Linked DNA regions of Homo sapiens: region 1 is linked to region 2. The links are chromatin loops, found by intact Hi-C in ENCODE. Cell type or tissue: thyroid gland. All regions are shown on one strand. Each heading gives the region's core, and the rest is flanking DNA. Links, peaks and the distances in the headings are about the cores only. Region 1 has its middle 21 kb from the start of LYRM9. Region 2 has its middle 17 kb from the start of LINC01992.

Evidence for each region. Hi-C counts contacts between places; a loop is a spot of excess contacts. Peaks named below come from ENCODE experiments on the same cell type or tissue, not always from the same donor. Only the 100,000 strongest peaks of a DNase experiment are listed, where the experiment ranks them.
Region 1: it touches region 2 in a loop (2.6-fold over the local background); 2 of 110 quality-filtered maps call a loop at or near these places.

Annotation. Positions count from the first base shown.
Region 1 is chr17:27,911,913-27,916,304 of GRCh38, forward strand. No RefSeq gene overlaps it. Among named protein-coding and RNA genes, the nearest start is that of LYRM9, 21 kb to the left of the region's middle. RefSeq lists a silencer at 2,180-2,493 and an enhancer at 3,567-4,392. In thyroid gland, for the core only: a CTCF peak has its summit at 2,695; a DNase peak (open chromatin) is centred at 2,689.
Region 2 is chr17:28,006,604-28,010,995 of GRCh38, forward strand. No RefSeq gene overlaps it. Among named protein-coding and RNA genes, the nearest start is that of LINC01992, 17 kb to the left of the region's middle. In thyroid gland, for the core only: no CTCF peak of the experiment used is centred there; a DNase peak (open chromatin) is centred at 2,098.

The DNA.
Region 1 (4,392 bases), core at 281-4,280, 94 kb before region 2:
GAGCCCACATTCAACTAGTTTAAGTGTCATGATCATTGCTGGTCAGGTCAGGTGCGTGTTGAGTGCATGAGAGGCAGAGGGGGTCGTGTGCTGGCCATTTCTGGACCTCATTTACAAAGTTGGCTATTCATTAAGACTTAAGACTTGCCACATTGGGCCACCAAGCAAAGATTGCTGTCAGGAACCCAAACTGGGAAAATAGATCATTTATGTCCTGAATGGCTCATAACATTTTTTTTTTATTATACTTTAAGTTTTAGGGTACATGTGCACAATGTGCAGGTTAGTTACATATGTATACATGTGCCATGCTGGTGCGCTGCACCCACTAACTCGTCATCTAGCATTAGGTGTATCTCCTAATGCTATCCCTCCCCCCTCCCCCCACCCCACAACAGTCCCCAGAGTGTGATGTTCCCCTTCCTGTGTCCCTGTGTTCTCATTGTTCAATTCCCACCTATGAGTGAGAATATGCAGTGTTTGGTTTTTTGTTCTTGCGATAGTTTACTGAGAATAATGATTTCCAATTTCATCCATGTCCCTACAAAGGACATGAACTCATCATTTTTTATGGCTGCATAGTATTCCATGGTATATATGTGCCACATTTTCTTAATCCAGTCTATCATTGTTGGACATTTGGGTTGGTTCCAAGTCTTTGCTATTGTGAATAATGCCGCAATAAACATTCGTGTGCATGTGTCTTTATAACAGCATGATTTATAGTCCTTTGGGTATATACCCAGTAATGGGATGTCTGGGTCAAATGGTATTTCTAGTTCTAGATCAACATTTTTGTATAGAAAGGAGATAAGGCACAGTATTTGGAATTGCCTCTCCATGAATTTTTGATCCCTCCTGTCCTGCCACACACACACACAGACACACACACACACACACACACACACACACACACACACACACACAGTCCCTTCCCCTAAAAAAGCCCGTTCCTGCCCTGGTCTAGAAACCCAGGAGCCATCCCTGACTCTCCCTTCCCCTTAACAGTGAGTCTTGTTGATTCTCTCCTCAGCTTCTCTCTTGAATCTATCCTCTTCTCTCCATCCCACCACCAACCTAGTCCAAGCCACCACTGTCTGTCACTAAGAGCCTTGCTACTCAAAGAGTAGACTGGGAACCAGCATCACTGGAAGCTTGTTAGAAGTGCAATCTCTGAATCCACCCCAGACCTAGATGTAAGGAATCAGAATCTGCGTTTTAATAAGATCCCCAGTGACTCATTTGCACTTTAAAGTTCAAGAATGGGAATGCTGCAGGAGCCTCCTAACCAGTTTCCCCCTCCTACTGCTGCCTCACATTAACTCATTGGTCTGGAACCAATTTGCTCTCTTTTTATTTATTTATTTTTTGACTGCAACCTCTGCCTCTCAGGTTCAAGCAATTCTCCTGCCTCAGCCTCCCAAGTAGTTGGGACTGCAGGTGCACGCTACCATGCCTGGCTAATTTTTTGTGTTTTAGTAGAGACGGGGTTTCACCACGTTGCCCAGGCTGGTCTCGCACTCCTGAGCTCAGGCAATCCACCCGCCTCGGTCTCCCAAAGTGCTAGGAGTACAGGCATGAGCCACTGTGCCCAGCCTCAATTTGCCCTCTTAACTTGAGAACTCCCACACTATTCAGATAGTGCCATTTTTCCACTGTACTTCTCTACATGACACAGGATTGCTGTTCTAATTTTTTACAGATTATTTTATCCACAAGATAAAGACAAGATTTCTTGTTTCCTCCCTGAGTAGGTGAGGGAAGATATTTTGGGTCATTTCATTGGAGGCTGTGGGATTCTTTTCAGGGTCCTGCATTTATGAAACGGTTTCAGTTCCAAGTCCCCTTTTCAAGTGAGCCCAAGCTTTGTCCCTGTCCCAGCCCAGGCATGAAAACTCCAGCCCCAAGCCATTAGGGTTTGTATTCTGGAACTCCCCCCACCCCACTCCCACCTCTCAGCAGCCACAGAATCCACTTGGGATCTTTCTGCTCTGTCTTTAACCTCTCCTAATCTCTGCCTCAGGATTATTTGCCTTTCTTTATGTGAAACTCAGACCCACTGTTTGATTTAGTTTAGTTTAGTGTTGTTTGTTTGTTTGTTTGTTTGTTTCTGAGGTGGAGTTTCATTCTTGTTGCCCAGGCTGGATTGCAATGGCCTGATCTCGGCTCACCGCAACCTCCGCCTCCCGGGTTCAAGCGATTTGCCTGCCTCAGCCTCCGGAGTAGCTGGGATTACAGGCATGTGCCAGCACGCCTGGCTAATTTTGTATTTTTTAATAGAGATGGGGTTTCTCCATGTTGGTCGGGCTGGTCTCAAACTCCCGACCTCAGGTGATCCACCTGCCTCGGCCTCCCAAAGTGTTGGGATTACAGGCGTGAGCCACCGCACCCGGCCTAGTTTAGTTTTTAAAATGAAAGTCATTTCTATGTGTTTATGGTGGAGTTAGGAGAGGAGGAGGGAAAAGAGTCCCCTACTGGCCCAACTTACTTATCCTGTTACCAGTCAGAGCCATCATCTTAAAACTGCGGTCAGATCCCGCTACTGTCCTGTTTAAAATGGGTCAGTGGCTTTTCTCCACGTTTGGGCCAAAATCCAAAACGCAGAGTAGGCAACCTGGCCCCTGCCTACTCAGCTCCCCAGTCATTGGTGCGAGGAATAAAGTTGTTGAAAGTGTGACAGTCTAGAGCTGCACTGTCCCACAGGGGGCCACTCCAGACCGAGCTGTGTGCTTGGTGCATACTGGATTTCAAAGACTTCCTATGACAAAAAGAATGTAAAGTACCTCTTTAATTAAAAAAAAATTGTTTTTTTGAGACAGAGTCTCACTCTTTCGCCCAGGCTGGAGTGCAGTGGTGCCATCCCTGGATGGCCTCAACTATAGCCTCAACCTCCTAGGCTCAAGCAATCCTCTTGCCTTAGCCTCCTAAGTACCTGGGACCACAGGTGTGCACCATTAAGCCCAGCTAATTTTTGTATTTGTTGTAGAGATGAGGTCTCACTATGATGTTCAAACTGGTCTTGAACTCCTGAGCTCAAGCAATCTGCCTGCCTGGGCCTCTCAAAGTGCTGAGATTACAGGCATGAGCCACAGCGGCTGGCCCAAATAAATTTTTATGTAGATTACATGTTGAAATGGTAATATTTGGATTATTGTGTTAAATTAAATATATTTCTTATTTTATTTATTTATTTTTTTGAGATGGAGTCTCACTCTGTCACCCAGGCTGGAGAGCAATGGCACAATCTCGGCTTACTGCAACCTCCACATCCTGGGTTCCAGCAATTCTCCTGCCTCAGCCTCCTGAGTAGCTGGGACTACAGGCGTGTGCCACCATGCCTGGCTAATTTTTGTATTTTTTAGTAGAGATGGGGTTTCACCATATTGCCCAGGCTGGTCTTGAACTCCTGACCTCATGATCCGCCTGCCTCAGCCTCCCAAAGTGCTGGGATTACAGGCGTGAGCCACCGCACCTGGCTAAATATATTTTTTTAAATTAGCACCGGCCGTGGTGGTGCACACCTGTAGTCCCAGCTACTCGGGAGGTTAGGGCAGGAGAATCACTTGGGCCCAGGGGTTCCAGTCCAGCCTGGGCAACACAGCAAGACTGTCTCAAAAAAAAAGGTTTTTAATTAATTTCACCTTCTTAAAAATATGGTTCCTAGGAATTTAAAATGACAAAGGCAGTTTACATTATATTTCCATCAGACATTGCCGGTGAAGCACCTGGAAGCAAAAGTGATTGCAGACATTGGAACTCATATGTCATTTCTGTTCGCTCTGGTAGACTCGGGTGCCTCGGGAAAGCCCAGTGCTTTCAGAAGCAATTCATTTAGCACTGAGCGACATCTGAGCTCATTCCTGACTGTGTTGAGGGGTGGGCAATCTCACTGGGGAAAAACAAACAGCCCGAATCAGGCTTTGTTCTTAATGATATTCCTAAGTGCTGACGACACCCCTGCTGGGTCCAGCCTCAGGGGACACAGTGGGGAACTGATTGACAGCCATTAAGAAAATGGAATTGAACACCTCAGATCAGACATCAAGGCAGAATCTTTATCAAGCTAGCATCAGACTCTGCGAGCTCTCCAGCTAGGAGGAAGGCTTGCCTCTAGGACCTTTGCTGTTTGCGATTATAGACAGTCCCCAGTGCTATTTAACATTCTAGAATTCGAATTGTAAAAAGACATCATTGTGTACTGCTTGCCATTCACTGGCCATGTGGATGAGTGAGTTAACCAAGTTAACCTCCATGGCCCTCAGTGTTCTCATACATAGCATGGTGGTGAAAATTGTACCTACGTCATGGAGTTGGTGGAAAAACGAGACGAGCATCCAGCCATGCACTTATAACAGTGCCCAGCATACAGCCAGTGTTCAATGGAGATTCGTT
Region 2 (4,392 bases), core at 88-4,087:
TAATGACAGAGCTGGGATAAAAAACCAGGTAGTTTGTCTTTGGAGCTCTCGCTCTTAACCACTGTACTATGCTCAGTACGTTAAATGTGGGGAAATAACATGGTCAGCTTTGCATTTGGGATCACTTTGAAAGACTTGCAGACGACAAAATTGGAGGCAAGGGGACCAGCGAGGAGTCTACTGCAATAGTCTAGGCAGGAGATGATGGTCACCTCCACCAGGGAAGTGGCAGTAGAAATGAGAAAAGTGGAAGAATTGCAAAGATATATGGAGGTAACACCGACGAGGAGAGCTTGGCAAGGCTAGAAGAACAAGAATGCGGAAAGGGTCAGTTATGGATGTCTGATTTACAGCTTGGGTCAGTGAAATAGCTGAGACAGATAGGACAAAAGGAAAACTAGAGTGAGGTAAGAAATGAGTTCATTTGGGACATATTCAGTGCTGCCTGTGCTCCCTATTGGGGAAAATATCAGAATTGAAGTCACCTCCATTTATTGGCAGAGTTAGCTTCACCTTGTTAGTAACTACAAATGATGGGTTCCTGGTTGAGGAAGAAGGTAAGCATGATTTTCACTGATGCCCCTCTCAGGCAGAGCAAAGGCCATGAAGTTAATGTTGTGCCTCCAGATTCTGGCCTAAATACCTCCTTCCTGAGTCGATTTCCTAGGGCCACCCTCCTTTCCAACAAATAGACATGGTTCTACCAAGGTCTTGGCTTCAGCCCTAGGAAAATTGCACATGGTAAAAGGAAAAAGCTTGTAAGTTAGACATATTTCATATACAGAGGTTGCAGTTTAAGGAGGATGATGACCACTTACTAGTTGTGGAACACTGGATAAATTTGCTTAACTTTTCTGAGTTTTGTTTCCCCTAATTATTTATTTATTTATTTATTTATTTGAGATAAGGTCTTGCTCTGTCACCCAGGCTGGAGTGCAGTGGTGCAAACATGGCTCACTGCAGCCTCAACCTCCTGGGCTCAAGTGATCATCCTGCCTCAGCCTCCTGAGTAGCTGGGACTACAGGTGCACACCACCATACCTGGCTAATTTTTAAAAATTTTGTAGAGATGGGAGTCTCACCATGTTGTTTGGCTGATCTCAAACTCCTGGATTCAAGCAGTTCTCCCGCTTCAGCTGCCTAAAGTGCTGGGATTACAGGTGTGAGCCACTGCACCTGGCCAGTTTCCCAGTTTAAGATGAGAATAGTGGCTGGGCACAGTGGCTCATTCCTGTAATTCCAGCACTTTGGGAGGCTGAGGCAGGCAGATCACTTGAGATCAGGAGTTCCAGACCAACCCGGCCAACATGGTGAAACCAAGTCTCTACTAAAAATACAAAAATTAGTTGGGCATGGTGACGGGTGGCTGTAATCCCAGCTGCTCAGTAGGCTAAGGCAGGAGAATCACTTGAACCCAGGAGGTGGAGGTTTCAGTGAGCCGGGATTGCACCACTGCACTCCAGCCTGGGTGACAAAGCAAGACTCATCTCAAAATAAATAAATAAATAAATAAATAAATAAATAAATAAATAAATAAATAAAATTGAGGATAGTGGACTGGGTTTGGTGGCTCATGCCTGTAATCTCAGCACTTTGAGAGGCTGAGGTGGGAGGATCGCTTGAGACCAGAAGTTCAAGGCCACAGTGAGCTATGCGCTCCAGCCTGAGTGGCAGAGTGAGAACCTGTCAAAAAAAAAAAAAGAAGAAGAAAAAGAAGAAGAAGAACCTGTATCTTAAAATTAAAATGAATTATTGGAAGTAAAGAGTCTAACACAGGCAGCTGGGTGCTCAGAAAATGCCAATTTTATACCTCATTCCCTCTGTGAGATTCTTGGGATGTGATATCTGCAATTCCTTGTGGTGTTTGTGAGTCATATTCTACGTCTGGGCAGAGCAAGGACAGCAGGCTTTGATGGCCTTACCTGATTCGAGTGCATTCCATCCTGATCTATGAATACCCTAAACCCCATTTGAAGTACATAAATTCACAAGGTAAGACTCTCCCAGGACTCCAAGATTGCTTGATGCACTGTTGCTCCCTGTAGCCTCACAGTGGCAACCTGCTGGGGTCATCAGCACCACGTGTATGGACAGCTCCTCCTCCAGGACTTCCTTAACTCTTAATTCCAGAACCTGGCCTCTGCCCATGGTTCTGATCAAGATTTCCCTTCCTTTCTTGCCCTTCTTGCCATAGCTTCAAGTACTCAGGCCAGAGTCCATAGGCTTGGCATACCAGAAGGTACCTGAAGGCATCTGATTCCAAAACAAATCAGGTTAGACAAGCCTGCTCAGGTAAATACATTTTCTAAACCTGTATCACCACTTTTTGGGAAAGGCTTCATTGTTATCTATTGAGGCTGGTTCTGACATAAAGCTTATGTTTTGAAAACAGTATAACTTTTTAAAGTTTTTTAATGAGCCCCTTCTGGGTTGAAATTAATGTCTTTTATAGTTGCATTCTCCCTGGCTTTATTTTCCATGTCTTAGGAAAATGCTTATGTAGCTGCCTCAGCTTTTCACAAATTATCAAGGGAATTAGGGCACATTTTGGGGAGCTTGTTCTTTGGCCTTATTTTGAGAACATGTCACTTAAATAATTCTCTCTCTTCTCCCCAAGACAGGCGTGGACTATGGGAGGAGTCCCATAACTGTTGCCATGGGGAGTAGCTTTTGCTTTATTTAAGAGAACTAAACTGAAGCATACTTACATTAGCAAATGGAGCAGATTCTCAAATTTTAACATAAAGCCAAAGTGTGTGTGTGTGTCTGTGTGTGTGTGTGTGTGTGTGTATGTATATACATATATATACATATATATAGAAAGAGAGAGAGAGAATGAGAGAGAGAGTGAGAGAGAGAGAGAGAGAGAGGATCTCACTCTGTCACCCAGGCTGGAGTGTAGTGATGCCATCTTGGCTCACTACAATCTCTGCTTCCCAGGTTCAAGTGATTCTCCTGCCTCAGCCTCCTGAGTAGCTGGGATTACAGGTGTGCACCACCATGCCCGGCTAATTTTTGTATTTTTTTTTTTTTTTTGGTAGAGACGTGGTTTCACCATGTTGGCCAGGCTGGTCTCAAACTCCTGACCTCAAGTGATCTGCCTGCCTCAGTCCCCCAAACTGCTGGCGTTACAGGCATGAGCCATGGTGCCGGGCCATACATTCTTAAATTGGGGTCTTTCTTCTCTAAATTGGGTTGTGGGCTGACATAGGTACTCTGGTATTAGGACACCTGGAGGAAAAGTCCCAATTAAGAGTTCCTGGCTGGGTGCTGTGGCTCACACCAGTAATCCCAGCACTTTGGGAGGCCAAGGCGGGTGGATCATGAGGTCAGGAGATCAAGACCATCCTGGCTAACACGGTGAAACCCCGTCTCTACTAAAAAAAATACAAAAAAATTAGCTGGGTGTGGTGGCGGGCACCTGTAGTCCCAGCTACTTGGGAGGCTGAGGCAGGAGAATGATGTGAACCTGGGAGGTAGAGCTTGCAGTGAGCCGAGATCGCGCCACTGCACTCCAGCCTGGGCAACAGAGTAAGACTCCGTCTCAAAAAAAAAAAAAAAAAAAAGAGTTCCTACGAGTACTGAACTGACCCTACTTCTGGAAGGCAAGAAAATGAGCCAGGATTTACCATATAACAATCATGTACACAAATCTCGAGTTGCAAATCTTTACACATGCTATCTCAAGGAGTTGTCACAGCAACTCTGGGAGGTAGGTGTTACTATCACTGTTTCACAGATGAGAAGCTGAAGTTTGAGGAGGGGTCACAACTTACTTAAGACCACTCAGTTTGCAAGTGGCAGAGGAAAGATTTATGCTCAGGTCAGTTTTGACACCAGACTATAGTGTTAAGCCACTGTCTGTGACATCAGAAACTCCAGTAGGACAAAAGGCTCTGATGGCATGATAGGGATTGAGTGTGGGGCATGAAGTTGCTGATTCCAGAATGAATGTGGGAGGTTCCAGAGAATCCTCCACATCTGTGAACCAATGCCTCTCTAAAGTTGTCTTAGAGGCACAGGCTGGTGCTAGGACAGCTGCATTAGAATCATCTGGTGGGCATGTGAAGAACGCAAAGAGCTGGATTCCATTCCCAAAGAGTATAATCCAGTAGCTGATATGTTTTGGATGTTTGTCCCCTCCTAGTCTCATGTTGAAACGTGATTCCCAATGTTCACAGGGCCTAGTGGGAGGTGATTGGATCATGGAGGCAGATCCCTCATAAATGAAGTATCATCCCCTTGGTGATAAGTGAGTTCTCGCTGAGTTCATGTGAGAGCTGGTTGTTTAAAAGAGTGTGACACCTCTTCCCTCTCTCTTTCTTGCTCCTGCTTTCGCCATGCGATGCACCTGCTTCCCCTTTTTCTTCCATCATAATTGGAAGTTTCCTG